Linked DNA regions of Mus musculus: all the other regions are linked to region 7. The links are chromatin loops, found by intact Hi-C in ENCODE. Cell type or tissue: left cerebral cortex. All regions are shown on one strand. Region 1 has its middle 60 kb from the start of Gm33404. Region 2 has its middle 65 kb from the start of Gm33668. Region 3 has its middle 12 kb from the start of Gm24182. Region 4 overlaps Fam78b (family with sequence similarity 78, member B). Region 5 has its middle 3.6 kb from the start of Gm39694. Region 6 overlaps Fam78b (family with sequence similarity 78, member B). Region 7 holds the start of Fam78b (family with sequence similarity 78, member B).

What was found. A loop is a pair of places that touch in the nucleus more often than their neighbours do. Peaks named below come from ENCODE experiments on the same cell type or tissue, not always from the same donor. Only the 100,000 strongest peaks of a DNase experiment are listed, where the experiment ranks them.
Region 1: it touches region 7 in a loop (4-fold over the local background); 13 of 42 quality-filtered maps call a loop at or near these places.
Region 2: it touches region 7 in a loop (2.2-fold over the local background); 3 of 42 quality-filtered maps call a loop at or near these places.
Region 3: a loop joins it to region 7, with 4 times the contacts of the local background. A loop is called at or near these places in 7 of 42 quality-filtered maps.
Region 4: a loop joins it to region 7, with 2.4 times the contacts of the local background. A loop is called at or near these places in 2 of 42 quality-filtered maps.
Region 5: it touches region 7 in a loop (2.3-fold over the local background); 3 of 42 quality-filtered maps call a loop at or near these places.
Region 6: a loop joins it to region 7, with 2.2 times the contacts of the local background. A loop is called at or near these places in 7 of 42 quality-filtered maps.

The regions. Positions count from the first base shown.
Region 1 is chr1:166,792,806-166,796,805 of GRCm38, reverse strand. No RefSeq gene overlaps it. Among named protein-coding and RNA genes, the nearest start is that of Gm33404, 60 kb to the left of the region's middle. In left cerebral cortex, a CTCF peak has its summit at 1,998 (motif pointing right); DNase peaks (open chromatin) are centred at 1,987, 2,993, 3,270, 3,506 and 3 more places; H3K27ac peaks cover 748 bases.
Region 2 is chr1:167,182,799-167,186,798 of GRCm38, reverse strand. No RefSeq gene overlaps it. Among named protein-coding and RNA genes, the nearest start is that of Gm33668, 65 kb to the right of the region's middle. In left cerebral cortex, a CTCF peak has its summit at 2,084; a DNase peak (open chromatin) is centred at 2,084.
Region 3 is chr1:167,335,448-167,339,447 of GRCm38, reverse strand. No RefSeq gene overlaps it. Among named protein-coding and RNA genes, the nearest start is that of Gm24182, 12 kb to the left of the region's middle. In left cerebral cortex, a CTCF peak has its summit at 1,825 (motif pointing right); a DNase peak (open chromatin) is centred at 1,825.
Region 4 is chr1:167,081,927-167,085,926 of GRCm38, reverse strand. All of the region lies in intron 2 of Fam78b (family with sequence similarity 78, member B), which reads right to left. The region is part of intron 4 of Gm33610 (a long non-coding RNA gene); the gene reads left to right. Among named protein-coding and RNA genes, the nearest start is that of Gm33610, 21 kb to the left of the region's middle. In left cerebral cortex, no CTCF peak of the experiment used is centred here; DNase peaks (open chromatin) are centred at 1,403, 2,190 and 2,475; H3K27ac peaks cover 1,084 bases.
Region 5 is chr1:166,427,084-166,431,083 of GRCm38, reverse strand. No RefSeq gene overlaps it. Among named protein-coding and RNA genes, the nearest start is that of Gm39694, 3.6 kb to the left of the region's middle. In left cerebral cortex, a CTCF peak has its summit at 1,888 (motif pointing left); DNase peaks (open chromatin) are centred at 439, 882, 1,115 and 1,848; H3K4me3 peaks cover 410 bases.
Region 6 is chr1:167,052,511-167,056,510 of GRCm38, reverse strand. The region is part of intron 1 of Fam78b (family with sequence similarity 78, member B); the gene reads right to left. Among named protein-coding and RNA genes, the nearest start is that of Gm33610, 51 kb to the left of the region's middle. In left cerebral cortex, no CTCF peak of the experiment used is centred here; a DNase peak (open chromatin) is centred at 2,264.
Region 7 is chr1:167,000,516-167,004,515 of GRCm38, reverse strand. It overlaps Fam78b (family with sequence similarity 78, member B), which reads right to left and starts at 3,099. Exons shown (of 3, transcript NM_175461.4): 1 at 2,688-3,099. The coding sequence starts at 2,950. In left cerebral cortex, CTCF peaks have their summits at 1,800 and 3,851 (motif pointing right); DNase peaks (open chromatin) are centred at 2,839, 3,266, 3,536, 3,719 and 4 more places; H3K4me3 peaks cover 3,028 bases; H3K27ac peaks cover 2,147 bases.

The DNA.
Region 1 (4,000 bases), 210 kb after region 7:
TGCCCTGAGATTGAAACAAATGCTCCATTTGCCCGAGAGGAGCTGAGCGAGGATGAAAGACAGGGATGCATGTTTGCAAATAAGACTTCTGGGCATCTTCAATTGCTTTCCGACCACAAGCCTTGAAGGACTGTTCTACCCTGGCCATGTCATGTCATCCAACTGTGTTTTCTAAATGGAGAAATTCACCTCCCCCGCCTTTGAGATGGATGAATGCCAGCCCACCCCCTTTCTCTCCAATCTCTCACTCCCTCCAGTTGCTGTGCTTGCTTCAAATAAGACAGCCAGACAAATGTGCATCACTATCTGAGACAGTTTCTCCAAACTACTGAACCTACAGGCACACAGTCTTTCTAGTAGGTGCCTGCCATAGAGAAATGGCCTGGCTTCTCTCTGAGATCAGTCCACCCATCCACTCCACACACACATTTTTTTTTTAATTTTTGCTTTGTTCTTGTCTTTCCTCACCTCCCTAAGGAGAATTTAAAGTTTCTTCCTGTTTCAGAGTATGTTTGTGTTATTTTTGCATGAAGTTGTTTTTCCTTAGGAAAAAGTAATTAGATGTCTAAATACCTTTGGATAAGTGGCTTAGCTTCAGAGTCACACTTTCCTTAATTATACATTGTGGATAAGGATTTGATTACAGTGGAGGCCCAAACATGTTGATGGAAGGATGGGGTAAGCTACCAAAACCTATAGAGAACTAGGAAATGAAAAGTGACAGCTAGGTGTCACTGCTGATTTGATGTATATTATTTGCATAATATTTGCATAAATAACCTATACCAAATAGGTAGTGCAAATTAAGAAATGTGAATTTAAAAACTACAGAAGTGTGAACAAGGTTAAAACAACAGATAAGATGTATGGAGGCACACAGAGTTTAGCCATAGAGAGAGGCAGTTATAATCTCAAAGACTTTGGGAGAAAGACAATGTTATTAGGGACAATTGAGAGGAAGGAACTCTGGCAGCAGTGACTGCCCTCGAAGCATGAAGTTTCTGTGATGGGACTTGGTACTGTAGCGGCACCGGACAGGAGAAGCTGAGTCCAGTAGAAGGCAGAAGGAAAGCAGCCTAGGCTAGGCTGACAATGAGACCAGCCTATGGTCACATCATATCACAGAGTAGAGAACTCATCTAGAGGGGGCTGGGGGGAAGTTTGCAAATACAGAGCAACGAGCTGGAGCTGTCCTGTAAGAAAATGCCAGATGTCAACAACCAGACTGCTACCATGAAAGCAAATCAGAAAAGGAAAGATTGAGAAAGATGGAGCAGTGGGCCTTAAACCTACCTTTCTTTATGCCTAGGATTATTTTCTCTCTGTAAAGTAGACGTGCCAGAAGTCACTTTACAGTCCAGCAGGCTCCAGCTAGAAGCTGAGAGTTGGATATGTGAGCAACTTTCAAACTTGTCCTATTTTTCTGTGGCTCATTTTGTGCTTTTTCCAACTTCTTCTTGTGTTGTTTCTCTCTCTCTCTCTCTCTCTCTCTTTTAAGAAAATTTGGTTATTGAATAATTGTTAGCACATAGCTTGTAGCTGATGCTCTCCCTGGAGGCTTTCCACTTTGCTTGGTAATAGTCAATCAGCATGCTTCCCTCCCGACCACATTAACATCCGAGATGGTGAGATAAACAAGCTCATTAAAAAGCAAGTTGCTACGTGAAGCAAACACCTTAGAGTGATAAGGCTCGGCATCCTTCGTGGTGGGCCCAGGGAAACAGTATTAGCAACCTGACAGTGGTCTGTGTCTAAGGGAAGAGCTCAGAAGGAAGCCGTGGAATTATTCAGTCAGCCTTCTCCATTTCTAACACCACGGGGAAACAGCAGGCCAATGCCCTCAGAGAAGATCGTTAGGACGGCACACTTACTGGAGAATATTCTCATTCACATAGCAGGACGTTGCCCATTCGTTCAACATTTATTGAGTCTACGTGACAGGCACCATGCTGGGATCTGGGCCTCTACGGACAAATAAGATACCATCTTGGCCACAAGAGGGCTCCTCCTCTGCTGAGTGAGGCTTCTGATGGGTAAACAGCCACAGGGAAAGGGTTAGTGCATAAGGCCTTTGAAGAAAACAGGAAAAAAAGATGGAATTAACTTGACTAGGGATGGAGACAACTGTTCGGGGACTGTATCCTCTGTCTTGACTTCAGGAGCAGTTAATACAGCATCAAGTGCGTAGTATAACTAAAAGCTTTGCTAAGCTCGTCTTGCCTTCTACACTAAACTCGTTGGTGAAACATTTTACCAGGGACCATGTGATGTGACACAGCTGAAGAGTTGAATCGATTCCCCACACCCCAAGATGGGTAGAAACTTAAGTGTACACAGCATCCAAGCTGCTCATGGTGTCCTGGGCTAAATGCCTGACTGACATGGTTCGGGATTCCAGGAGGGCAGGCTACTGAGAACTAACTTGTGTTGACAATGGGCATATGTGACCTTGACAGGTCTAAGATGGAATTTGTGAGATTTCGGGTTGAGCTGATCTGATTGTTGAGTAAATTTGGAGGTTCAAGGCTTACTTTCCCTCTTTGACTAGAAGAGGAATTCAAATATCTCTTGCTCTATAAAAGGAAGTATGAGAAAGTTAACCCTTATAAAATATATATTACCAGCTTTGCAATTCTGACTGCTGTTCAGTTCTTTTAATTTTCCAAAGTTCCCATAAAGGCAGGTTTTCCTCATTCTTTTAAGTCTGTGTCTTAGTCTGAGTCTTAGTGAAAGGAATTTGGTGTTCTAGTTAGCTTTGAGAACTAAAACTAGCCACTAAAGACATAAGAGGTGAGGAGGGTGGAACTGAGATCTGGCTGACCTTCCCAGCAAACATCCCACAGACCGAGCCTGGGTCTGGGCAGCCTTTTGGTTCTCAGTTTGCTTCACAGGTGGCTGCAGCTCCAGCCATGTCCTTGGGTGTCCTTGGAGTACCATTTGGCTGGTGAGTCAGGATTCTTGGCAGGCCTGTACCAGTCTGTGATTCAGTTCTAGGGGATTGTTGTAACAGGACCTCTTGTCAAGAGAAGAACAGCCAGTCCCCAGGTCTCAGTGTCACTTTAGAAAGAAAGGGGTCATCAGATGTTTGTATAAGTGCATTATCCGCTAAAGAAAGCTTCTATGTTGGCTAAGTTCTTCAGAAAAAAAAATTTTTTTTGCTTGTCCTTTTCTGAGCTGGTGTTGGTTCTGTTGATCTGGATTGAGGCCTGAGACTGGATCTTTCCCAGGAGGCTGTGGGAGGTATTGTTGTGTCTCTTCTCTAGGCAGCATTATACCCACAACTGTGTCCAGCTCTCCAGAGATAGCTCCTAAGAATTTCTTGAGTGATTATGTTCAACAACAACCAGAAAAGGCTACCAGTGCAGTTCTGTGAGATCACCGTGGGCTGTGGGTTCAAGAGAAGTGTGCCAAATGGGAGACTCTATTTCAGAAGGTTATGGAACCTTGAAGAGGCAGAGCCTCACTGCAGGACGTGGGCTGCTGGAGATGAACCTTGAGGTTTCTGTCTGAGCTCTACTTCCTGTCAGCTCTCTGCTTCCTGACTCAGATGCAATGTGACCATCTGCCTCGTGTGCCCACTTCCCTGCCTACCCTCTGTGGTAGACTGTATCCCTTCTTAAACCATGAGCCCAAAATACCCTTCCTTCTTTAATTTGCTTCTGTCGGGTGTTTGGTTACAACAATGAGAAACATAATTAATATAAATGACCTCTATTGGGAACAGAAGTTCGGTGATCCTGATACCACTCATGTGCCCCACTGTGTCCCATTATCACCTATAGGGCCTTGTCCCCCGATAGAAGTGGAGGTCATGTTGTTTGGATTTTATAAATCGGTAGATTTACAGTCTTGGAATTAAGTCCCACTTGCTCATGCTGGATCTCTATGCTAGCTATCACTGGGAATGACTTTTGCTTTGTTGTTGCATTTGCTTTCAGGTTCCTAAGTACACACGGGTCTGCAGTTTGTTTCCTTACAGCGTTGAATGTGGTCAGTACAA
Region 2 (4,000 bases), 180 kb before region 7:
GCCCCTGCCCACGATATCACCTCCCTCTAGCTCCAAGACTACTGAGTTGCTAATGGGCTCTAGGTCCCAGACATGGTCTGCAATTTCCACAGCTCTGAAACAAAGCAAGTTGAGCCAGGCAGTGGTGACAAAGGCCTTTAATTTCAGCACTCAGGAGGGAGAGGCAGGTGGATCTCTGAGACAGAGGTCTGCCTAGTCTACAGAGTGAATTTCAGGACAACCAGGGCTACACAGACCAACCAAATCAAAAAAAAAAAAAAGGAAAAAAGAAAAGAAAGAAAAGAAAAAAGACAAGAAAAGACAAGAAAAAGATAGTGCAAGTTGGCAGTGGCTCCTTGGCTTCATCTCTTTGCATTTTGGTAGCACTACATAAGCACATAGGCTTTGACTTTCTCCTCCAGCCGAGCGAGATGCCCAAAGGAAAGAAGGCCAAGGGGGAAGAAGGTGGCCCGGCTCCAGCCATCATGGAGAAACAGGTTGTCAATCCTTTCTTTGAGAAAATGCCCAAGAACTTCAGCATTGGGCAGGACATCCAGCCCAAAAGAGATCTCACACTTTGTCAAATGGCTCCATTACATCAGGCTGCAGTGGCAAAGAGCCATCCTTTCTTTACAGGGGCTCAAAACACTTCCTGTCATTAACCAGTTTACCCATGCCCTGAACTGCAAATAGCCAAGTAGCTGTGTAAGCTTGCCCACAAGTACAGTTCAGAGACAAAGCAAGAGAAGAAGCAAAGGCTACTGGACCATGCTGAGAAGAAAGCTGCTGGCAATGGAGATGTCCCAACTAAGAGACATCAAGATGGAAAAAGTAAAGGCTAAAGAACTCACCACTAAACTGGTTAAGTGTTCACTGCTAAGTTTTCTGTACGCAAAAATAATTAAAAAATTAATTAAAAAATTTAATAAAAAGACCCATAGGCTTTGTAAGCACGAACTCACTCCCACATCTCAGCTTCCCAGCTTAAGAGCTAGGAGAATTAGTGTCTCTGCTCCTTGGAAAGGTGTCTCTCTAACGTGCTTCAGGAACTGCACAGTGGTGAACAGGAGTCACACAACACAACAGAGCCTCATGTCAAGGGTTAGATCCTCAGGAAAAATAATCTGGCTCATTACCTTCTCTCCAAGCAGATGCTTCTTATTTATGGTTCTTGTCCTATTGGATTGCCTAGAACATCATAAACAAAGCAATAAGGCATAATGGGAGTGACAGGCATCTTTGCATTAGGCCTCTAACCCTTGACAGCCAAAAATAATATCAGTGGGAAACATGATCTCTCTATCATGTTGAGAAGCAAGCTGTCTATTTTCACATTTAAAAATGTTGTTTACTTGGAATGCATTTGAATTTTATTAAATGCCTATGCTCTCCCTACTGAGATAACCATGTGCTTTTGTCATTTCAAAATTGTGATAAAATATACCCATGGATTTCTTAGTGTTGGCTTAGTCTTATATTTATGGGATAAACCTTACTTCATCTCCTAAGATTAATTTTTAATGCACTGAGGCCCATTCATAATATTTTAACGTGCCCTCCTGCTTCCACTCTTCCAATCTGAACTCTTCATAACAGCCATGATTATCCTTCTAAAGCATAAATCAGGTTATATCACCCCTCTGCTTAATTTATGCCCAGTGCTGTGGGGGAGTAGAGATGGACAGATTCCGGAGGCTCCCTGGCCAGCCCAACTTGCTGAAGTGGTGATTTTCAGGTCCAGTGAGAGACCTTGTCTGAAAACTCTGGTGGAGAGCGCACAGAGCTGAGTGCACCTGTACACAGATGTGCACACACTCACATGGCCTCTACACACACCCAGAAGAACTTACCAAGATCTAAGGTTAACTTACCACATCTCTCTGTTTTTGTATGTATATGTGTATGTGGTATGCATGGTGTATGCGTTTATTCCACCTTATATATTATTAGCACAGGGCCTGTCACTTGAGCAGAGAGCTTGCCAGCTTGTTCTAGCGAGCCTATGCTTCCACATCCTGAGGGCTGGGATCATAGATGAGCCATCATGCCTCCATGGCATTTATGTGGATGCTGCGGACGGAACTTAGACTTTTCTGATACAGACTTTACCACTAGGGCGCCTCCCTGGTCCATCTTACTACACTTCGTTATGTGCTGATTTTTTTTTTTCCAGATGCTTCTTGGTCTTTTTACTCACTGCCTCTAAAGAGCCATTGCCTACTGATTATGGGGATGTACTAACTACAGCCACCAGAGAGGCTGGCCTATTACATTCTTTACTCTTTTTGTTTTCCACCCTTTGTCCAGTTTAACTTCAAGGCATTACCTGGTTCTCTCTCTCTCTCTCTCTCTCTCTCTCTCTCTCTCTCTCTCTCTCTCTCTCTCTCTGGTCCCTGGCACTAGCTCACCTAGCACAGCCTCTCACAGTGAAAGGGGACCTTAGAGAATGGCAGGAAACCTGTCCCAACCTAGGAAATACAATGAGCAATTGCAGAGCCTTCTGAGAGCTGTGTGACTATGGAGTGCCTCTCTTTTCCAGTCTCAGCCCTATGAGCTCATTGTTACTGTTCTGGAAGAAAGATAATGGCCATGGGGGGGGGGGCTGATGACATTTGAGATCAAGAGGGAGAAGACATTTGGTAAGCTGCAGATCTCCTGACAGATAAGAGGGGCAGCTGTCTGACTCCATCTCTGAGCTATGGAAGGAAGTTCTGGTCATTCCCCAGAATGACAAGCTCCATATTGTATGCTCTCAGCTCAGAGTGGAGAATCCTGTTCTGACATGTGGATACAGTCATGCCTTGGCATCCATCTGCAAGGAAAGAGCTCCAGGATTCTCCACAAATACTCAAGTCCACAGACGCTTACGTCCCTCACATAAAAGGGCATAGTATGTGCATAGAATCCATGTATATCCTTTTATACACTCAAAGCAGCTCTAGATTCCTTAGAATAAGGAATAAATATAAGATATAAATATGCCATAACCGTTATTACATTGTATTGTTTATGTAACAATGCAATGAATATTCCATACATATTTAACAGAGAAATGGTTCCCTCACCCTACTTCCTATCAGTGGTTGGCTGATTCAGAGTATGGGTATGTGGATAGTTGACTTTTCCTTGTCTTTCCTGGGTGTTATAGTTTCTTGTTCTATTGGAGTGATAGTAAACCTTGGCAAAATGACTCAACAAAGGAAGCTCACCATTCAAGGTACAGTCCACCACGGCAGGGAAATCAAGACAGCAGGGGCTTAAAGAAGGAGCCCATCCCATACCCATAATCAGGAAGCAGAGAGGGCTGAATACCTCTTTTTTTTAGTTACTTTTCTGTTGCTGTGACAAAATACCACAACCAAGGCAACTTATGAAAGAAAGCATTTAACTGGGCTTCTAGGTTTCCAGAATTAGGGTATATAATGGTAGAAGAAGCCATGGTTGCAGGAACAGGTGAGAGCTCACATCTTAATCCACAAGTAGAAAGCAGAGAAAGAGAGAATGGAAATGGTGTGAATCTTTGAAACCTCAAAGCCAGTGACATACCTCCTCTAACAAGGTCACACCCCTCCAACAAGGCCACACCTTCTCCAACAAGGCCACACCCTCCAACAAGGCCACGCCCCTCCAACAAGGCCACACTCCCTAATCCTTCCTAATTGGGGACCAAATATGCAAACATATGAGCCTGTGGAAGTCATTCTTATTTAAAACACTGCTCCTGTGTTCGGCCCAGGGTCTCCCTTTTCTACAGCTCAGGATCCCCCTAGTCAAGATAACCCTTAGCAGGGATCCCCAGAGTTCCGTTTCCCAGGTGGCTCTGGATCTCATGCAATTGGCAATTGAAGTTATAACAGCATTTAGCATTATGCCCCTCAACTCCCGTCAAAACTGTTTCACTCTCTATGGTCTTTGAGGGGCGTAGGAACAATGAAAATGAAGGCAGCAACACCAGCAGCCCAGATCATCTGGGAGACGACTTCTCTGCAAAGGGTTGCTTTTTAATGGCGTTGATATATAT
Region 3 (4,000 bases), 330 kb before region 7:
GCCTTGGTCATGGTGTCGCTTCACAGCAATAGAACAGTGACTAAAACAATGTGTATTGGGTGTTTTGCCAGCATGTATGTCTGTGAGCCAGATTCATGCAGTGCCCATGGATGCCAGAAAAGAGAACCGAATCCCCGGAACTGGAGTTACAAACAGCTGTTACTGGGAATTGAACCTAGGTCCTCTGAAAGTGCTCTTAACTGCTGAGCCATCTGTCCAGCCCCTATAGTCTAGCTTATAATGATGTAATTGGGAAGTCTCTTTGAATCCGTATTTACAACAGACTCTTTTTTCTTTTTCACAGTACTGAGGGTTCAATGCAGAGCCCTGTCAATGCTAGGCAAGTGCTCTACCACGAACACCATCAGCTATGATCTTTTATACTAACACTAAGCATGCAGAGTGATTTTATACAAACACACCCGAAGCCTACTCGGCACAATAGCTGAGAAGGCCTTTTTCAGTGTGTACCTGAATTAGCTTTACTATGGTTGGCAGAAAACAGCAAAAGGAAATATGGGAAGGATTGAAGTTGTAGATTCCAGCTAGTAGAAAAGCAGGTTTTTTTTGTTTGTTTGTTTTGTTTGTTTGTTTGTTTGTTTTTCAAGACAGGGTTTCTCTGTATAGCCCTGGCTGTCCTAGAACTCACTGTGTAGACCAGGCTGGCCTAGAACTCAGAAATCCACCTGCCTCTGCCTTCCGAGTGCTGGGATTAAAGCGTGCACCACCACACCCGGCTTGTTTTTGTTTTTTTGTTTTTGGGTGTTTGTTTGTTTGTTTTTAAAGATTTATTTTATTAATATATGTAAAGTACACTGTAGCTGTCTTCAGACACTCCAGAAGAGGGTGTCAGATCTCGTTACGGATGGTTGTGAGCCACCATGTGGTTGCTGGGATTTGAACTCTGGACCTTCGGAAGAGCAGTCGGGTGCTCTTACCCACTGAGCCATCTCACCAGCCCCTGTTTGTTTGTTTCGAGACAGGGTTTCTCTGTGTAGCCCTGGCTGTCCTGGAACTCACTCTGTTAGACCAGGCTGGCCTTGAACTCAGAAATCCACCTGCCTCTGCCTCCCAAGTGCTGGGATTAAAGGCGTGCACAGTTTAGAAAAGCAGATTTACAGGGCATGGGAGCTGGTGTTCCGAGACTTCTGTATTCAATAATGCAAAGTCTTAGCTAGTGATTAGATCAGTTTCTGGGAAGTAATTGTTGGAATGACCTGGAAGGGAGCATTGCTTCCCTAAGGACTCCTTAGGTCAGCGGTTGTCAAGCTGAGGGTCTTGACCCCTTCGGGGGTCACGTATCAGATAGCCTGCATACCAGATACTTATGTTACTTTTCATAACAGCAAAGTTAGTTATGAAGTAGCAGTGAGATAATGTTATGGTTGGGGGTCACCACGACCTGAGGAACTGTGTTAAAGGTCACAGCCTTAGGAAGGTTGAGAACCACTGCTGTCGATGATGTAATGAAAAGAGGAAAATCTCGATTCTGTCCGTTAACAAATGAATTTGAATGTGATGCTTAGTCCCTTCACCGAGTTTTCACTTGTGTGTTAAGAGGAAGTGATACACATTTGTAAGGAACTGTGAAAGATGTTAAAATATCTGGCATTGTGACCTTGCTAAGTGGCAGCTATTTATAATGGACTGACCAACGAACAAATATTATAGGAACCGGAAATGGTGGCAGAATAAGAAAAACAGGGCAAAAATACTCCAGGTGGTAAAATCTTCAGTGCATCCAAGGGACTGACTCATGGGTTGCTAGGGGAGTTGCTAGGAAAGATCCGAGAGAACCCAGGCAATATAAAGTTCCCGTCAGAGCCACTGGGTGGCGCTCTAGGATCCACTTTGCTCCATGTCCTTTGGTCTCAGCCGCGGGAGACTTCATGTTCTTTCAGAGAAAGCTGGAGCCAGTTTTTCTGCTTTAAGGAACCATAAAATTGGACAAAATACAGGAAAAATGATTTGCAGATAACTCTACATAGGGAGGAAATAAAGTAAGGACTCCAGGTTCCCCCGGGGGGGAAAAAAAAAAGAGCAGCAAAGGAAATAAATGCCAAGGAGGAAGGAAACAGTGGGTAGACTGTGCATCAGTATCAGAAAGGAGGAAGCTTTATGAAGAGTGAGGTTTGGAAACACATAGAATTTCCCTTTTTATTCCTGTAGCTTCAAATTGGTTTGGGGGCTGGAAAGATAGCCAGGCTATTAAAAGCACTCACTACTTCAGGTTTAACTCCCAGCTCCTACATGGTGGCCCACAGTTGTCTATAACTCCAGTTACAGACGACAGACAGCCCCTTCTGACCTCCGAGGGCAACACAGACATGCACACAGACATACACACAGGCAACACACTCATGCACCTATGTCTTTTTTATGACATTGGTTTTATGTAAGGTGTAGAGTGGGGTGCTCTGATGCCCATAGATAGGGATAGGATCACCAGGGTCAAGCTTATGACCATCCATCACCTCTGAGGTGCATGCATGCACTCGAGTATGTGTTAAAAACATGAAATATCTCTTCTAGTAAACAGCCAAAAAGTGATAAAGATTAAGCATCTTCTAGGAAAAAAAAAAACACAACCCTTCTAGATCAATGGCACAGCACCTGCCTAACATGTACAAGAACCTGGGTCCGATCCCTAGTAACACATGAACACACCCAGATAAAACAGCAAGAACTTCATTCTTTTCTTCCTGCCTTCTTAGATCCCAGTCACTGGAGATAAGATTGGTACCCTGATTATGTAAAGTGGTCAAGGATGTAGTCTACTGTGACAGAGAAGTCACAGCACCGGAGGCCTGAGGCCTCTGGTCACATGGCCCTTGCATCCAGGAAGCTAGAATAAAGCAAGCCAAACCAGCTCCCTTCCCCTTTTCCTTCAGTTTGGCCTTTCGAAAAGTCAGTGAAGCTAATCTACGCAGTCCCTTGCAGGCATGCCTGGAGGCTTGTCTCCTGAATGATTTTAGATGGCATCAAGGTGACAGTCAGTAGAACCATCACAGCACCTCTAGTGTCCTATGAAGTAAGAGAGGCTAAGTGTCCTGTCAAAGTTTGAGTGTGAAATGTCCTCACAGGATCAAGTGTTGGTGATATATGGCTGCCAGCTGACAGGCTTTGGGGCAGTGACTGGCTCCTGGTAGCTCCTCCTTCATTGATGGATGGAGTCCCTGATAGATTCCTAATATAATGGGCTTATTGGGAAGGGGTGAAAGCAGGAGGTGGGGTCGCTGGGAGCCCTTCCCTGTCTTCTCAGACACCATACTGTAGATAGCTTTGCTGGTCCACGTTCTTCTACTGTAATATACATCTCGTCACGGCCCTGAAAGAAGAGGGCTACCTGTGAACTGAAAACATGAATCACAACAATCGCAACCAGCCCTTCCTTCTTCCGAGCTGTTCTCTCAGCTTCCGGCTATGGCAAAATGAAAGTCCAACAGTTCCCTAAAGGAAATTGTTGGCCAGCCAAAGACCCCAGAAAATAGACAAATACTCTTCCATTGTTAACTTTGTATTGTTGACTCAGGATCTAAGTTGCCCAGGCAGGCCTGGTACTTCCAATCTCTTCTCAGCCTTTTGGAGGAGCTGAAATTACAGGCGTGGGCCCTCATGCCTGGCTGAAATTTATGTTGTACCACTTTAGTTAGCATTCAAAAGTATGTGTTTTGTTACGGTATTTTTGTTAGTTTTTTCGAGACAGGATTTCTCTGTGTAGCCCTGGCTGTCCTGGAACTCACTTTGTAGACCAGGTTGTCCTCAAACTCAGAAATCCACCTGCCTCTGCCTCCCAAGTGCTGAGATTAAAGGCGTGCGCCACCACTGCCCGCCTTGCTATGGCATTTTCATACACGTGTAATATACATTGTCCAAACCCACCCTCCCTGATACGCCTCCAGCCCCCACCCTACACACACACCCACCACCACCATCCCTCTTTCTCCTCTCACTGGTGGTTTCCTACCTCCTCCTAGACTTCTAACCAACCTTCACTGAC
Region 4 (4,000 bases), 81 kb before region 7:
CTTGGGAATAGGAATTTGTGTGTGTGTGTGTGTGTGTGTGTGTGTGTGTGTGTGTGTGTGTGTGTGTGTGTGTGCCTGTTTAAGAAAATCCATGGCATGAGTCAATGAGAGACAGTCCTTAGTTTTCTGGTGTGTGTCCTTGTGTGCATGTTCATGTGTACATGCAAGCATGAAGAGTCAGGTGGGGAAGTGTCTCTGTCTCTGTTCAACTCATATGCATATGCACAGTCTTTCTTTCTCTAATTAATTAGAAGTAATAGCTTCCCGTCGTTTCTGGTGCGTGAGGGAGTGGAGTGAGAAATAATTTAATTGGCTATCTTGCTTTCAAAGCCCAGTTTAATGAAATCGTTCTCAGTCAGAAGTGCATGTATTATCTTTCCTGGCTTTCTTTTTTTTTTAAATTTTTATTTTTTACAAATATCATCTCATTGGATCACATCTGTGTGGAATATTCTAATTGGTTTCTAGGGTGGGGTAAGGGGGGACACAGCAGATGGAGACAATCACTGTGTCTTTCACCTAAGTGCTGGTTACATACTGATGGGGCTGCAGGGTTTCTCTGTGCTTTTCTTTAGAAGAGCATGGTAGAAAAGGTTTGCCCTATCATTTATCTACCCTTAGGGACTAGAGAGGGGCCAGAACAGTTCCTGTAAAAAGGTAGCCTGGTTCATGTACTAGATAGAGAGAGATGACCCTAAACCCTGAGGAAGTCCTGGGCTTCCTCACAATGTATGACCCAGTGGGAGTGAGTGCCTCCTACAGCTTCCTATGAGCACTGTCCCTGAGCGCAAGGGACTCTGTTTTGTCAAGTCTGTAGGACACTCTATAGAAAGGCCTGTTGGAAGAATGAGCTATTTGGAGATATCCCATGAGACCTCCTCTGCTTGGCTCTTCTTGCGTGGAAAGCAGAGAATCAGAGGTAGATGAGAAATGGAGAAGAGAGCAAGGAGGCAAGCCAGGTACTCAGGCCAACACCCAAAAGGCTTACTTTTACAGAAACATGCAAGTGCAGAGACCCAAGAGCGAGCATCTTCTTAAATTTTAAATTCTAGATATCCTGGTGCCTTGCCTGGCTCACCTTTGCCCTAGGCCTATTGAGTGACAAAACATCTTGTCCTTCTTTTTATCTCCTTCTTGCTCAGGTGCTAATGCTGGCCCTTATCCAGCCCCCGATTCAATAATGCTATCATTTAAGTATCTCACAGACCTGTCCACATACCTCAAATGTCATGTGGCACTGGGCCTTGTTATGTGTTCTGGCTCTTTCCCCCACTGTGTGTGTGTGTGTGTGTGTCCTTTCTCTAGGTATTTCTGAACCAGCACTCAGCTGTTTTAAGACTCAACCCACATTTTTTTTTTTAGGAAAGCTAAAGACAAATGTGGGCCTAGAGGCAAAAGAGGCTCTGTGCTTGGCCATGTGGCTCTCTGCCCATATGTCTTGGAAAGAAGATCTGGGTAGGTTCTCTCAGGCCCAGTTGGGAGAAAGGAACAGTTTGAGGCATGGGAAAGGGACTGGGGCAGGCTTAAAGAAAACTATGTAACTGGTCCAAGAGAGACCATAGATAATGGACTCACTACAGGCAATGCAGAGAGGCCATAACCAATCACAGCTCCATCATTGTGAGATAGCCTGGGATGTGTGTGTATGTGCAGTTTAGGGAGAAGTACTTACTTCCTTTCTCTTTTTATCTGCTTCAAGATGACAAATCTGTAAAGAGGCTGTCAAATTTTAAGTTCCTAGCCAAAACTGTAGGGATGGACAGGTCAGTAGAGACCCATGCAAAGGTTTGAATATATGTGTGTGTATGTATGTGTGTATATATATATATATACATATATATACATAACACATACATACATATATATGCATATATTCCCCTCTGTGTCTGCTACATTAGCACAGAATGATGAAAATACCACTGTTATGGGATGATGGATTTTGTGGCTATTTCATCCCAGCAAGTTGTTCTGGGATTTTCCATCTGGCCTTGACACACAGCCACCTGTCCCCTCCTAAAGACCTTGTGAAATTCTAGCTACCTGAAAGACCACATGGTATTCTCCTTTTCATCCTTTTCTGTCTCTGCCTGGGTATAGGCTTCTGTCAGCCGGCTGGCTAATGCTGGGGGAGGCGTGAGATCGCCAACCTTCCCAGATCCTTCATAGAGGATGAATGTGGCTTTGGTTCTCCAAGTTGATGGTGCCCAAGGGTTCACTAACTAGCTCGAGTCCAGAGTGTCTACAGAGCTGACAATGTCTCATGTCAGGCAAGGCTTAGTTGAGACACTCCAGAGCGTTTCAGAGATCGTTCCAATGTCTACTGAGGCTAGTGATGGGCTGTTATAGGAGAGTGTGTGGCTGACCTGGGGACTGATGAGACCACATCTCCCCACAGGAGTTCCTATAAAAGTGCCTGGGAATGGCCAGATAACCTTGGCTGTCACTGAACTGGTAATTCTCTGGAAAGCCTTCTATAGGCAGATGTCCTACCAGGGAAATGGGGACCAGATGTACTCAAGATCTCAAAAGAAATTAATGGCAGTGAGACTCTGCGGTAAAAATATCTGTGTGCTTGCTCACTGGGCTTGTTCACGCAGCTCCTGTTCTATCTAAGGATCATTTAGGCTTAATTATAGAGTTCAGGCATTCATTGGGTTTTTGATTAATTTTCTTTTCAGCCTGGAAAGTGTGTGTGTGTGTGTGTGTGTGTGTGTGTGTGTGTGTGTGTGTGTGTGTGTGTTTTAGGTCTTTGTCTATGTGTGTACGTGTGTGTATGTGTGTGTGTTTATCTCTCTCTTTTTTTTTTTCAACTCAGTTGGGAGCTGACTCTATCAATGTTTAATTGTGCCCTCTGCTCTTAACAAGAACAGTCAATGTGCCAAGAAGGCCTTGGAAAGCCATTGTTTCCACGGCCTCCACCCCATGGGTTGCTCCTGTGTGCGCATTGAGGGACTGCGGGTGGCAGGGCAGTGCTCAGCTGGGACCTCAGCTGTAGGATGCATGCTTCCTGCCTGTCTTTGTACTTGTGGTGTTTAAGGGATTCAGAGACCAGGGGAACAGCTTTCTTACTCCATTAATTACAAATGACAGCCACCTCCCCCACACCACCGTCCCTGACAGGCATTTTTCTGGGCCAACCTCCCTGGGGATTACAAGGTTCTTTGAGGAAGAAAACAGCTTTCAGTCTCTCATTTTTAATGACTCCACTTGGTAGGCAGGGGAGGACTACATGATTGTGCCAGGTGACAGTGACTTGCTTTCCTCCTTTTCTTTCTTCTCTTTTGTGCTAAGGGGTAAACTAAGGGCCAGCATGATACAGAGGCAGAACATGAGGGTTTAAGCCAAAAGGCCCAGTTTGAATCCTGGCTCTTGGCATTTTTCTGTCTGTGTGCCTGTGGATATTCCATTTAACCTCTTTGGTCTTGATTTGCTATTTGTAAAATGGAGACAATAACACCACAACCACCACTGTACGACACTTCTTATAAGATTTCCTGTGGACGAGAAAATGTATGTGCAAGCCTTTTGTAAAATCTTTTATGAAGCATTGCTGTTTTATTTTACTATGCAGAATTGTTTCTTAGACCATGACTTTGGCCTTTGAGGTATTCGTTGGGGGAGTGATGGAGGAGGATCCAAAATGATTCATTGTATGGATGGCAGAAAGGGGACTAGCTTCCAGCCTCCCCTGTCTTGTGGGCCGTAACAAGGACTTGAGGATGTGGTAGGCATGCAGCGGAGAACAAAGATCAAGGGTTCAATATCAAAACAGCTGTCACAGATAGAAAGCAGTCTGAAATAGTCATTGTTTTTGACATTATAACAAAAGGGGTCTGGACCCAATTGTTTTTAATTTCTAGGCTAATTGATTTGTGGGTGAATGACTCCAGGACAATGACAATGTTTCTGGCTGGAAACAAGGGAGGACCCCAGGTCCCAGGTAGTGTGCCTGTATTGTAAGCTGAGATCTGGGAGACTCAGGCCTTTTCGTGGCATGTGC
Region 5 (4,000 bases), 570 kb after region 7:
AAGCCACCAACCAAAGAGTACACATGAAGAGACCCATGGCTCCAGCTTCATATGTAGCAGAAGACGGACTTGTCAGACATCAATGGGAGGAGAGGCCCTTGGTCTTGGGAAGGCTGGATGGCCCAGTGTAGGGGAAGGCCAAGGTAGGGAGGCAGGAGTGGGTGGGTGGAATAGGGGGAGGGAGGATGGTATAGGGGGGTTTCAGAGGGGAAACTGGGAAAGGGGATAACATTTGAAATGTAAATAAATAAAATATCCAATTAAAAAAATAACAAGTAAGAAATAGAGTTTCACTATCACTGCCTTCCTTTTTACTGTGAATTTTTCATCTGTCTCCCACACTCAGCCTTTGTTTGGAGAGCAGAGGAAGCTCTCAGCCCTCAGCCCTCCCTTGCTCTGTATGGCACGTGGCTCCGGTCATGGTCCTGTGTCTTCTTTGTTTTCTAAGGCACCTTTCTCCGATGTATAAACTTAGAAAAGGTATGGGAAGACCGAATAGACACCAGGGGCAGAGCTCCTCGCCCTCCAGAGAAAGTCGAATCTGCTGAAGAGGCACTGGGGCCAGGTGGCTGGATGTCAGGACCACATCTGCCTCTTACTATTTGGTATTACCACAGGGAAACTGCTTAATCTACCTTAATGTCAGCTTTCTCATTTATAAAACAGCAAAAGTTGTAAGAGTTAAAAAGATATCAAGGTGTCCTGACTCATCAAAGCGCTTGTCCATCTGACTTGCCAGTATCAGTGTGGGGGAGACTCTGCGCAGACGGAATAGAGACGTTGCAACCTGCATCTCCTCAGCACTTTACATTTCTGGGCAATGTCCAAGAGCCTAAAATGGCTCGGCAAATTTAAGATGATAGTACAAGGATCAGAGACAAGAGGACTTAAGAACCACCTACTGAGTCACCCCAAATGCAAGCCATGATGTGCCAATTCTAACTAAAAATAGGAAGGGGAAGGAAAAAAAAAAAAAACTTGCCTTTGGAAATAAAAAATCTAATCTTACCAACAGTGGCCCAGATCCCTTACTTCCTATTTCTGTTTCCCTTTCCTGTCAGTAAATGATAATAATAGCCTCTGTGCAGTGTGGCTGTGAGATGCAGCCACTCCCTCTTCAAGTCTCCCGCCTTCCCTGGCAGTCTGTTACTCGGGTCATTGAGACTGAAGCCTCCGCCTCTACAAGAGCCACAGCCATGTGTAAGTCCGACAGATCTGGCTTAGCAGCACGCTCTTTTTGCTGTTTACAAGAATTGTGAAGAGTAACAGTATCTCGTGGGTGTCTCAAAACAACACTGCACAAGTAAGAGTGTTTTAATGCAGAAACGAATGGTTAAGAAGTGTCCGTATTCTTAGACTGAGAGCCATTCACAATCGTCTGAAGATCTTGTTTCAAAGAAGCTGCCTCAGTGATCAGCTGCTCTCTCTCATCAGACGGGTTACTCACGTTGAATTTTCTGATATTTGGGTTGGAAATAAAGTCATCACTTTTTAATCTGAAATATTAATTATTAATATTTAATATTTGAAAATCTCTTTATTTTATTTTTTATATTCATTTGTTCTCTCTCTCTCTTTGTGTGTGTGTGTGTGTGTGTGTGTGTGTGTGTGTGTGTGTGTGTGTGTCTGTGTGTCTGTGTGTCTGTGTGTCTGTGTATGTGGAGACCAGAGGACAACCTCAGGGAGCAGGCTCCCTCCTTCCACCACGTGGTCCCAGCGTGGAACTCAGGTGCTCAGGTTTGGCAGTGAGAGCCATCGGAGCCATCTTGGCAGCACAGAAACATCCTCTTTAAAAATGTCTAAATCAAAAAGTAAAAATTGCTTTAACACCCATTCCATCCTGAAAAACAGCTTCAACTGCTGATTGCTGCAAATATAGTTTTGGGGTGCCCTCTAGTGCTGAAATATTGATAATATACCAACCATGGCTCTAGGAAATCTATACTGAACACACCCTCTAGTGTTAGAGTAAGACCAGACTAGGCTCAGGACACACACACAATTATACAAACACACACACACACACACACACACACACACACACACACACACACACACACCACACCACACCACACCACACCACACCACATACCACACCACATATCAGCCCATATAATATAGCCACAAATAAAGCCACAGAGTGAAGTCTGGAATAAACTTCTAATCTGTCCAATAATAGGTGCTTCTATTCAGCTCAAAGGACCATTACCCTACCTAAAAGATAAGGCATCAAAAACTGACCAGAAAGCAATGGATATGTGCAAACTCTTTGACAGAGAATTTAAAATGGCTGGGTCTTTTTGTTTGTTTGTTTTGGTTGTTTTTTGTTTTTTGTTTGTTTGTTTGTTTGGGTTTTGTGGGGGGGGTGGGTTTTTTGTTTGTTTTTTTTTATTTTTGTTTTTCAAGACAGGGTTTCTCTGTGTAGCCCTGGCTGTCCTGGAGCTCATTCTGTAGACCAGGCTGGCCTCGAACTCAACTGCCAGAAGTCATTGAGGAAAGGCTAAAGACAAACAAGTAGGTTTTCTGGAGATGGCCCACTGCTTTGCACAGCTGCAATGGGTAAGCTCTGATTTGCAGGATCTTCAGAGATTTTTATCCCAGGATTTCTTCTTCCTGCTGGTATGCCTTTCCTGTCACTATTACATAGCCTAATGATTCCTGGGTATTAGCCTACCCTGTTGGGCAGATTCCCTGCAGTTCAATAAAGATATCTTATCACGTAATAGTGCTGTGTTGACAAACTGAAATTTTTATAGTTCCTGATACTAGGTTTATGGAATTCCTAAATTTACACAAGTAACTTCTGACTCTCTGAAGAGCTGCAAATAGGGCTCTGTAAACCTTTATGTGTTACAGGCTGATTGCACTAGAATAAGAAAGCAGAAAAGATTGGGACAGATTTATGACCAAGGAAAAACATTCATTTAGGCCAGGTCTAAGGATGAAGTCACAGTTGTCACCAGGCCATGTGAAACTGTTGTTTTGAACTTACAATGAGCTTATAGAATGAAACTCTGCTTTGAACTGATAACACCAACATCCTTCTGTAACGCCCCTTTTGTGTAACATTTCATCTATGAGGTAATTTTTTTAAAAATTGCCTACAAAGGTATAAGAAAGTATAAGAAAGCCAGAGAGAAGAATTAAAGTATGGCTTGGGGGCTCTGCCCCATTCACCAAATGTATATATGTATGTCTGTTTGTCCCTACATACGTGTGTGTGTGTGTGTGTGTGTGTGTGTGTGTGTATAAATATGCATAAGCACTTGTAGAGTTGATGAGATGGGTGGTATGGCCGGAGCAGGGTGTGTGTGTGTGTGCTTGAGTTCTCCCTTTCTTTATTTTCTTTTCTCTATGGTTCATGAAGGGTTACCAAGCTGCAAGCCTCTTGCCTAGCCAGCAGGAGCCTCCTGAGCAGCATTTTTTCTTAAGCCTTTTTTCCTCTTAATTCCCTGATGATGCCAGCAAGAGTTTATTACCAGAAGCCAATGGCTTTTCATCCTAGAAAAGCAAAGAGTTAAGAACGGCAAATATTATTATAAGTAAACAATTTTAGTCCTCGAAAAACTCAGTTTTTGCCCCTGAAATCCGCTAATGCTACCATCGCTATTTTCCTCAATACCTGGTGCTGGGCAGGTTCTGATTTCCATAGGCACCACATGGGTGGTTGCATTCTCCTCTCTACTGGAGGACTTTTCTGCTGTCTTTTTGAATAAGCTTTCCACCTTCTGGCCTCTGGCACATGTGGTGCACATACATATGTGCAGACAAAACACTCATACATATAAAATAAAATAAATAAATCTTAAGAAAGAAAATGAAAATAAAATTCATAAATTCATCAGAGACAACAGATAGCAAATTTTTAAAATCAAATCTTCAAGCAGAAAAGTACTTAAAATTGAATGTAAAATATTATATACAGCGTCATTATCAGACTCAAATAAACAGAAGACCATCTAATGAGCTCAAAAATGGGCTATTTGAAAATATATAACTT
Region 6 (4,000 bases), 52 kb before region 7:
CTAATCCTGGCCCTATATCATCCAGCTTTGGATGGTCCCATGTCCTATACATCTCTATAGGAGTCAGAGAAATCTCAAAAGTTCCCATCAACAAATATGAACAAGAATGCAGGAGGTGCAATGAATGAAATATTAAGTATGAACTATCATTTTTTGTATATGTGTGTGTGTGTGTACAGTGACCTGTGGGTCACAGCCCCTTTGGAGGTTGAGTGACCCTTTTACAGGGGTCGCCTAAGACCATCGGAAAACACAGATATTCACAAAATGACTTATAACAGTAGCAAAACTACAGTCATACATAGCAATGAAAATAATGTTGTGGCTGAGGGTCACTGCAACATGAGGAGCAGTGGGTACCAGCAGTAGAAAGGTCGAGAAGTACTGGTCTAGGTTTATGTGTGGGAATGTGCATATGTGTAAGGATATATATATATATAGGTTGATGTTGGATATTCTCTCTCTCTCTCCCCCCCACCTTATTTATTTATTTATTTTTGATTCGGGCTCTATCACTGAGCCAGAGTGCACTGATTGGCTAGACCAGCTTGGCAGTGAGCGCTGAGATCCACTTGTCTCCACCTCCTCTTAGGGGTAGGGTTACAGCTCAGTTTTGACCTGGGTGCTGGGGACCTGAATTCAGGTCCTTCTGCTCATGTTGCAGGCACCTTGCCAAACAGCTGTCTCTCTAGTCCCTGAACCACTAATTCTAAGAAACAAACTCATAGGGTGGAAGATGTGAGGCTTCTGTGGGAAAGAGACAAGTAGAGAGACAGACCATTGTATACCAGAGTCTCCTGACCATTCTAGAAACATTGGGCCAGACCTGGTCCTGTTATCTAGCTCCCTAGGGTGAAACAGCTATGTGGTTCAGGTGGATGGGCTCTGGTGGGAAACAGCTTCTGTTTTCTGTCTCAAAGAGTCCCCAGATTCATGGAATTTGCGAGAAGTCTCTCCAGGTCCGTAGGAGAGGCAGAAAGGGTGGTAAGGGCAGTGTGAAGTTGGAACTCCCATCTGTTTTCTGCACCCCAACTGTAGGCCTCTGCTTTCTAAGCTTGAGTATCTGGCTGAGAGGTGTAAAACACATGATGTCCCCAAGTGTGGAGTGAAACCTAGAAGTCTCAGTAGCGTTCAGACCTCTTTGCGGCCGAGGCTGGAATTGCTGTCTACCTCATAGGTGGACTACAGGGACTGTGACTCAGCCTGGCTAATGATCTGTTGCAGAACTGGGATAAGCCTCTTGATGTCTTCACAAGTAACCAGGAATATGACTTCTTTTTGGCCACCTTGAGTGAAAGAAAACTCAAACTCCCAAGGTCAAAGAACAGATCTTATAACAGAAAAAGACCTGACTGGAATGTCTTCCTGCAGAGGGCTTCTGAGGGTGTCTGGTGAGTGCAGGTCTTCAGGGTTCACAGCACAATTCCTGGCACATCAAATTCATTTAATAAATGTCCAATATTATCTAGTCTCCTATAACACTTACAACACAGCGAGTAGAGAGCAGGGCTCCCGGCTGCTGAGAGGGTGCTTCATAAACCTGTGGCTCTCCGGGGTTTATTACTTTCTGGCTAAATTTCTATCCAGGTCATGCTGATTTTGCCTAAGAGAATATAAATTAAGTTCAATAGGTTGCACGATCCAGGCTCTCAAAGACTTTATTAACATCAGGAGACATTACTCAGTACCCTGGCCTCCCAGGCTATAATTTTGCAATCTCTTCTCAAGGCAGGTAGAGGCTTCTCTGGCACCGCTGTTTCTGCCTCCATTCTTAGGGTGCAGCTCTCCCGGGCTTCTGCCTTTCTCTTTCAGCTTATTCATTCCCATCTTTTGGATAGATTCATTAGAGACTAGTGTTGTTGTTAGTCGTGTATTACATTTTGATTGTAATTGTGCCCACACGCCTGGTCTCTGCATAGACTGACACAAGGCAGTCTATGGTTGAGGAAAAGGCAGATAAATGTGAGTCCCTAGCAGGGTCTACAAGCCCAGACCATTCCTTTTCTTCTGATCTCCATGTCACTCCATTTATGAATTCTCTGATGAGGGTTTCAGGTGAAAACCCTGCAGTACCCGAGAGAAACCTGGGAGCTCGAGAGGGCATGTGCCCTCAGACTGTGCTTTCAAGTGTGCTCTGGCCTTGGCTGAGACAGATTTCTGAAAGGACCTCCATGAAGCTGTGGCTGCTGGCCGCTGCTGATAGCAAAGACAGCATACACTAGCTTCCCACACCCACCACTCCCTTCTCCACTATTCAAGGAGTGCCTGCAGTAAGTGGGTGTTGCCTAAACTCCTGTTCTCAGAGTGCACAGGGATGACTGCCAGGCCCTGGACCACCCAGGATTCTGTGAGCATTTCCTACATGCCTGTCGTGTGCTGAGCACTCGATATAACAATCACCTCATTTCACCTTATCAACGCTTGTCAGAGGTATGTGTCCAGGTCACAGGCGTTTTACAGATGTAGAAACTGAGGCCTGCGAGGATTATGTAAAATTACATAATCATATCAACCCAGAGTCATATCAGTAACTGCTACAGCTGGGATCTAAACCATCGGACCTTCGTGTCTCTAATCTTGGGAAGACCATTCTAAGTGCATTGTTAAAATGGTTAAGTTAGAGATATGAGAGATTCTAAACCACCAGTTTCCAATGAAGTAAATGAAGATACAGAAAAGCCTCCTCTGATGGTGGTCATTCAGCCTAATGGTGGCCGGTGTCCCCTAGATCCTAGGCATCCTCTTTTGGGAGGTAGGGCGAGGGGCTAGAAGTGCTAAGTAGATGGGCAAGCTGACTCTCGCCAGGGGCTCTGGACCAAACTGACTGCTCTTGGCCAGGATCTGCCTTAAGCAGGTTCTTGCTTTGAAGCCCTTTCCCTGGTCTGCTTCCTCCATACTTCCAGACTCGTGGGAGACAACATGGCGTAGGGCAGAGACACGCTCATCAGGGAGATAAGGCTCTGTTGAAATCCTTTCTCTCTGCCATGCAGCTTCCAGGTTACTGCTCCAATTTCTTCAGGTGTTAAGACAGGGCTCACAGCTGAGTTATAAAGATTAAACGTGTGGCGAGAGAACATTGAAGCTTTATAAACCTCAGTAATTAAGTCCATAACTAAATGTATTTTCATGAGGGTGTGGATAACAATTAGGATTCCAAACATCGTTGATCATTGAAAGAGGAATTTAATAAACGAGGTTCCAATTAGGTGGTTGTGTATGCGGCATTAGAAAGTCAACAGTTCTGTACTCATCCAGCTGGCGGCAAGGACTGGGGGAGGACTTGTCTGCCCTGCCTCTCTCTGCCTACCCTTCTCTGCACAGAACATCCTGACAGCTGGTGATGGGTGTCTCTGTCCACTGAAACCTGCATATGGATGGACACGGCTATGAAAACACGAGGCCTTTACTCAGATCTGTCCTGTGTGGTGTGGGAAGATGGGGTGGGGGATGGGAAAGATGTCACCCCACAGCAGTGTCACTCTCCAAACCACAAAGGCCATGAAGACCAAACACAGACCTGCCTAGGAGGCTGCCTATCCACATACAGATCTTCTACCCAGCTGAAAGGCACCAATTAGTTAATTTTCATGTTCATATGTGTATGCACGTGTGTGAAGGATGCTCATGCATGTGTGTACGCATGTAGAGGTCAGAGATCAACCTTGGGTGGCATTTCTCAGTTGATATCCACTTTTGTGTTTTAAGGCTGGGTCTCTCATCACACTGGCTTCACCCATTACTACTACAGAGTCCACCTGTCTCTTTACCACCCGAGCTATTTCCTAAGCCTATAAGGACTTTCTAAGCATCCAAGACAAAACAAAATGGAAAAAAAAAAAAAACAAACAGATTTTCTTGCTGCTTAGTGGTGGCTAACCCTGGATCTCACTGTGTAGCCTAGGTTGCCTTAGTAGTAGCATTTTATGTGATTTTTCAGATGAAGTACACAAATTCTTTAAGTAACAAGAGCCAGCACAAGGAATAAACCAAATGGCTCCCA
Region 7 (4,000 bases):
ATAAATACCCAATTAAAAAATATCAAAAAAACCATAAAAAAAGAAAAATGCCATAATAAAACCCAATTCTTTGAACGCTAATAAAAAAGCCTACCCCATCTCTACTCCAGGAAATTCAACATTTAAGCCACAAAGACATGCTCTTTCAATCCTGGAACTAGTAGCTTCTTGGTGTTTGAGATGTGGATTTAGTCTTGTACAGTTCTTTCCAAAATACTGAGAAGTCACCCTCGTAACCTAACTCACAGCACCATGCTTCTTCAAGAGAACACTGCACAGGCGTGAACACCCAGGCTGCAGTGTCTGCCACTCACAGTACTGGCTAAAGTAGACACAACAACGGATAGACTGCCGTGACTTCTATGCAATATGAGTTCCCATTAAAAAGTTTATATTGGCAAAGTTTTCCAGAGCATAAATATTCTGTAGAAACTGGTTCAGTAAAAACCTAAGCTCCAAAGTGGCCCTAAACACATAACAATTATTACAACCACAAAGAGGGAGATTGACTCTGGATACAGATCTATAATAATGCAATTTATGATTTCTTGGAGACTATTCTCGCTTCCCTTCCCCAACAACACGGGAACCAGCAATCTTAAAATATTGAAAGTAGCAGTTAAACGAAACAAACAAAATCTTTCCAAACCTCCAATGCAAGAACTCAGTAAGGTATAACAGGAGAATATATTGTTAGGAATTCATGCCTGTGAAAACTGGTTCAAAAGTGGACACACCCTCCCCTAGAGACAAGGAAGTTCTATCGTGTCTGTGTACAGCTCAACCCGACTCCTTTGGCAGAAAATGTTTTATATTTTATGGAAGGAATATCTATATCTACATCTCTCTATATATATATCTCGTATTTACTGATTTACAAGGGTCTTGAAGCCACAGAGGGCTCTCCCGTGTAGTCATGAGAAAGATGGGTGGGGCGCTGCTTCTGCCCAGCCCCCCCCGGGGGGGCTTCCTTTCCTAGGGGTTTCAGGCTTTGTGACTGGCCCAGCAAGGTTAAGAAACCCCCTCCCCAGACTGCCCCATCATGAGACAGACACCCTCCCCTGCCAGGCTTTCTTACTTGGCCGAAAAGAATGAGTTTCTAAAAGCCCCCAACAAACAAACAAACAAGCCCACAATTCTAACCACTTTTTTCGGGGTGTGTCTTTTTAGGTGGCATGATTCACCCAAAATACGTCCCCCATTTCTCTCATTTCCAGAAAGACAAGAACACAGTGTGCACAGGCATATTGCAAAGCTGGGTTTGCATCTCTCTCTCTCTCTCTCTCTCTCTCTCTCTCTCTCTCTCTCTCCTGAGCTTTTATGCTTAAGAAGCAAAGTGCAAACTCTGGGAGTTAAATGGAAACAAAACAATCTGTCAAAATTCCTCTTAGCACCTATGACTAGTGTTAACTTACATGCTCCCGGGGTGCAAGAAAAAAAGCCCCAAAACTGCTGCTGAAAAGATGCTTTGACCTTTTAAAATGAGAACTCCCCCATCCCACATCCATATTAAATAGGAAACCTTGAGAGTGCCACAGTTTTAGATTAAGAAATGAAATGAGGTTGAATTTCCAGAAAAGGGGTTTCCCTATAGGCTACAAGCTAATTAGGGTGTTCTAGACTGACATTGTAATAGTAAGTAGAATACAGGCCCCAAGTCTCCTAGCCAAATGTAGTGGCCAAGTACACGGAGTCTAGTTCCGAAAGGGGACGGGAGGGCAGATGAAAATCTAGTAGATAAAAAAGTCCAGAACACGACCTCTCAAAGCTAGTGTGGTTCCAGGGCAGGATGTCCGCCCCTGGCGGCCGCAGAGCCCTGGCGATCTAGGTGCACCGCAGCTGCCAAACCCTCAGCGCGCTCTAACCGGCGCTGCTGAAGGAAGTTGGAGAGCTCCCAGCCAGCCGACTGGATAGGCGGTGGGCGCCTGGGAATCCCTTCCAGCGCCGCAATTAGGAAAGTTTTGAAAAGTAAAGACCCCAGACAGATGAAGTGTCTCATCCTTTCCTTGAGCCTAAGAAACACCTCGTGTTACACCAGGCTAGCACAAGGCCACCAGTTTCTCTTGGCCCGGGAGCATCCGGTGCCTTCCAGCTCCCCACCGCCCCAGAATTGGTCCTCAGGGCGCATAGCTAGAGGGGCTTTCTGCCCAGCTGGAGATTCCAGGCAGAGATGCTCCTTAGGCTCGCTGGCCTGGGAAGCAAAGGCAGAACCTCTAACTCCCATTCCTACACCCTGGACCTTCTCTTCCAAGCCAGCTTGATTTTCTCCAAAAGACGCACGACACAGCCCATGCGCCCCCGGGACTCCACTCCTCTCCCCAAACTTCCCAGGGAGACCCACAAATACAGACTGCGCCCCCAAACTCCCACGACAATCGCCAATCATCCTATCTTTGCCTCTTGTACCCTCCCAGTCGCGTTCTTCCTGCCCCTCACTATTCTCCTCGCCTCTCCGAGGAAGTCAGAAGCAAAGCACGAGAAAATGCCTTCGCGAGGAGCCTCCCGTCACCCGCCCTGTCACTGAAACAAAAGCGCAGGGAGGAGGGAGGTGGGTGGGGAGGCAGGAGGAAGGTTCGGAAAGAGATGGGGGCAACGGTAAGAGGGGTTGGGGAGGGGGTTCAGAATGGAGAGTGGAGAAAGGGGCCAGGACCCCGCTCCCGCGCCGCGTGGCGTGGCCGGTCGCTTACATGCCCAGGTCGCTGTAGGTGTTGAAGAACTCCATCTGGTTGCATGCCTGGATCCAGCCCACCACCCAGGTCTCGTGGCGGGGGATGGGGGGCATGACCACACGGGCCGAGGCTTTGAAGTAAGGGGTCTTGTAGCGCAGGACGATGGGCGAGGTCTCCTCGATGCGCGTGGGGCACTGGTCGATGGTGGCGCACACATCGTACACCACGATGTTCTCGCGCCGGATCCGCGCCTTGCAGGTGATGCTTTGGATACAGCCCATCCTGCCGCCCGGCGCCGGCGCGGCGCGGCGTGGGGCAGCGCGGGGGCCCGGCGCGGGCAGCCGCGGGCACCCGTCACGCCGGCATGGCGACGCGCCGCTCGCTCCCGGTCCAGCTCAGCTAGCGCCTAAGAGCGAGGAGCCGCCGCCGCGGGGCATCCTCCGGGGAAGCCCCCTCCCCTTTCCGCGCGCTGGGTCGCGGCTGCCCCGACGCCCGCCCACGCCCGCCTCCTCGCTCCAGCAAGGGCGCGCGGAGCGTGCGCTCCTAGGAGGCGGCGGGCGCTCTCTCCGGCTCCCGTGCCCCGGCGGAGGGCAGGGAGGGGAGCGGCGCTGCGAGGAGTGGTGCCCACCCCGGGCCGGAGCCCCCCGCCCTTCGCCGGAGAGGAGGAGGAGGAGGCGGCGGCGGCGGCATGGAGCTGCGGGAGGGTGGCGGCGGCAGCGCCCGGTTTGTCTGTTTCCGCGGCGGCAGCAGCAGCAGCCGCCGCCGCCGCCGCCGCTGCATGAACCTCTGCTGCACCGCGGCTGCCCCCCGCGTGCAGCGCACCCAGCGGCGGGCGAGCGGGCGGCCCGAGCGGCAGGCGGAGGCAGGCGGCGGCGGCGGAGTCCGTGTTCCCTCCCGCCCCGCCCTGGAGCCGGACAGCGCCCACACTCCCGCATCCGGCTGCGGGGGCGTGTGGGGGGCGCCAGGGGACCGTAGCCCCGGGCGGAGAGCCCAGCGGGCTAGGGCTACGGGGGACAAGCTCCGCGGAAGAGACTGGCTGTACGCCATGAGTTTGTCCCTCTTCGGCTGCCGTCCGGGGGGGGGGGTAGTGTGCAAGGGTGGGGGTGTTTAAAGGGCCGCTAGCTCCCGGGCGGGGCGCGGCACGTGGGGTTGGGCGGGGCCGGGACCCCGGTAGGTGGCGCCCCGCGGGTGATAGTGGGGTGTAGAAGCGGGACCCTGCTTATTGGGATGGGTGGGGCCGGGAGGGCGCGGCGCGGTTCAGAGTATAGAGGGAACCACAGTGGGGTACGGTGAGGCTGCGGGAGGAGAGATGTTGGAGAATCAGCTCCAGC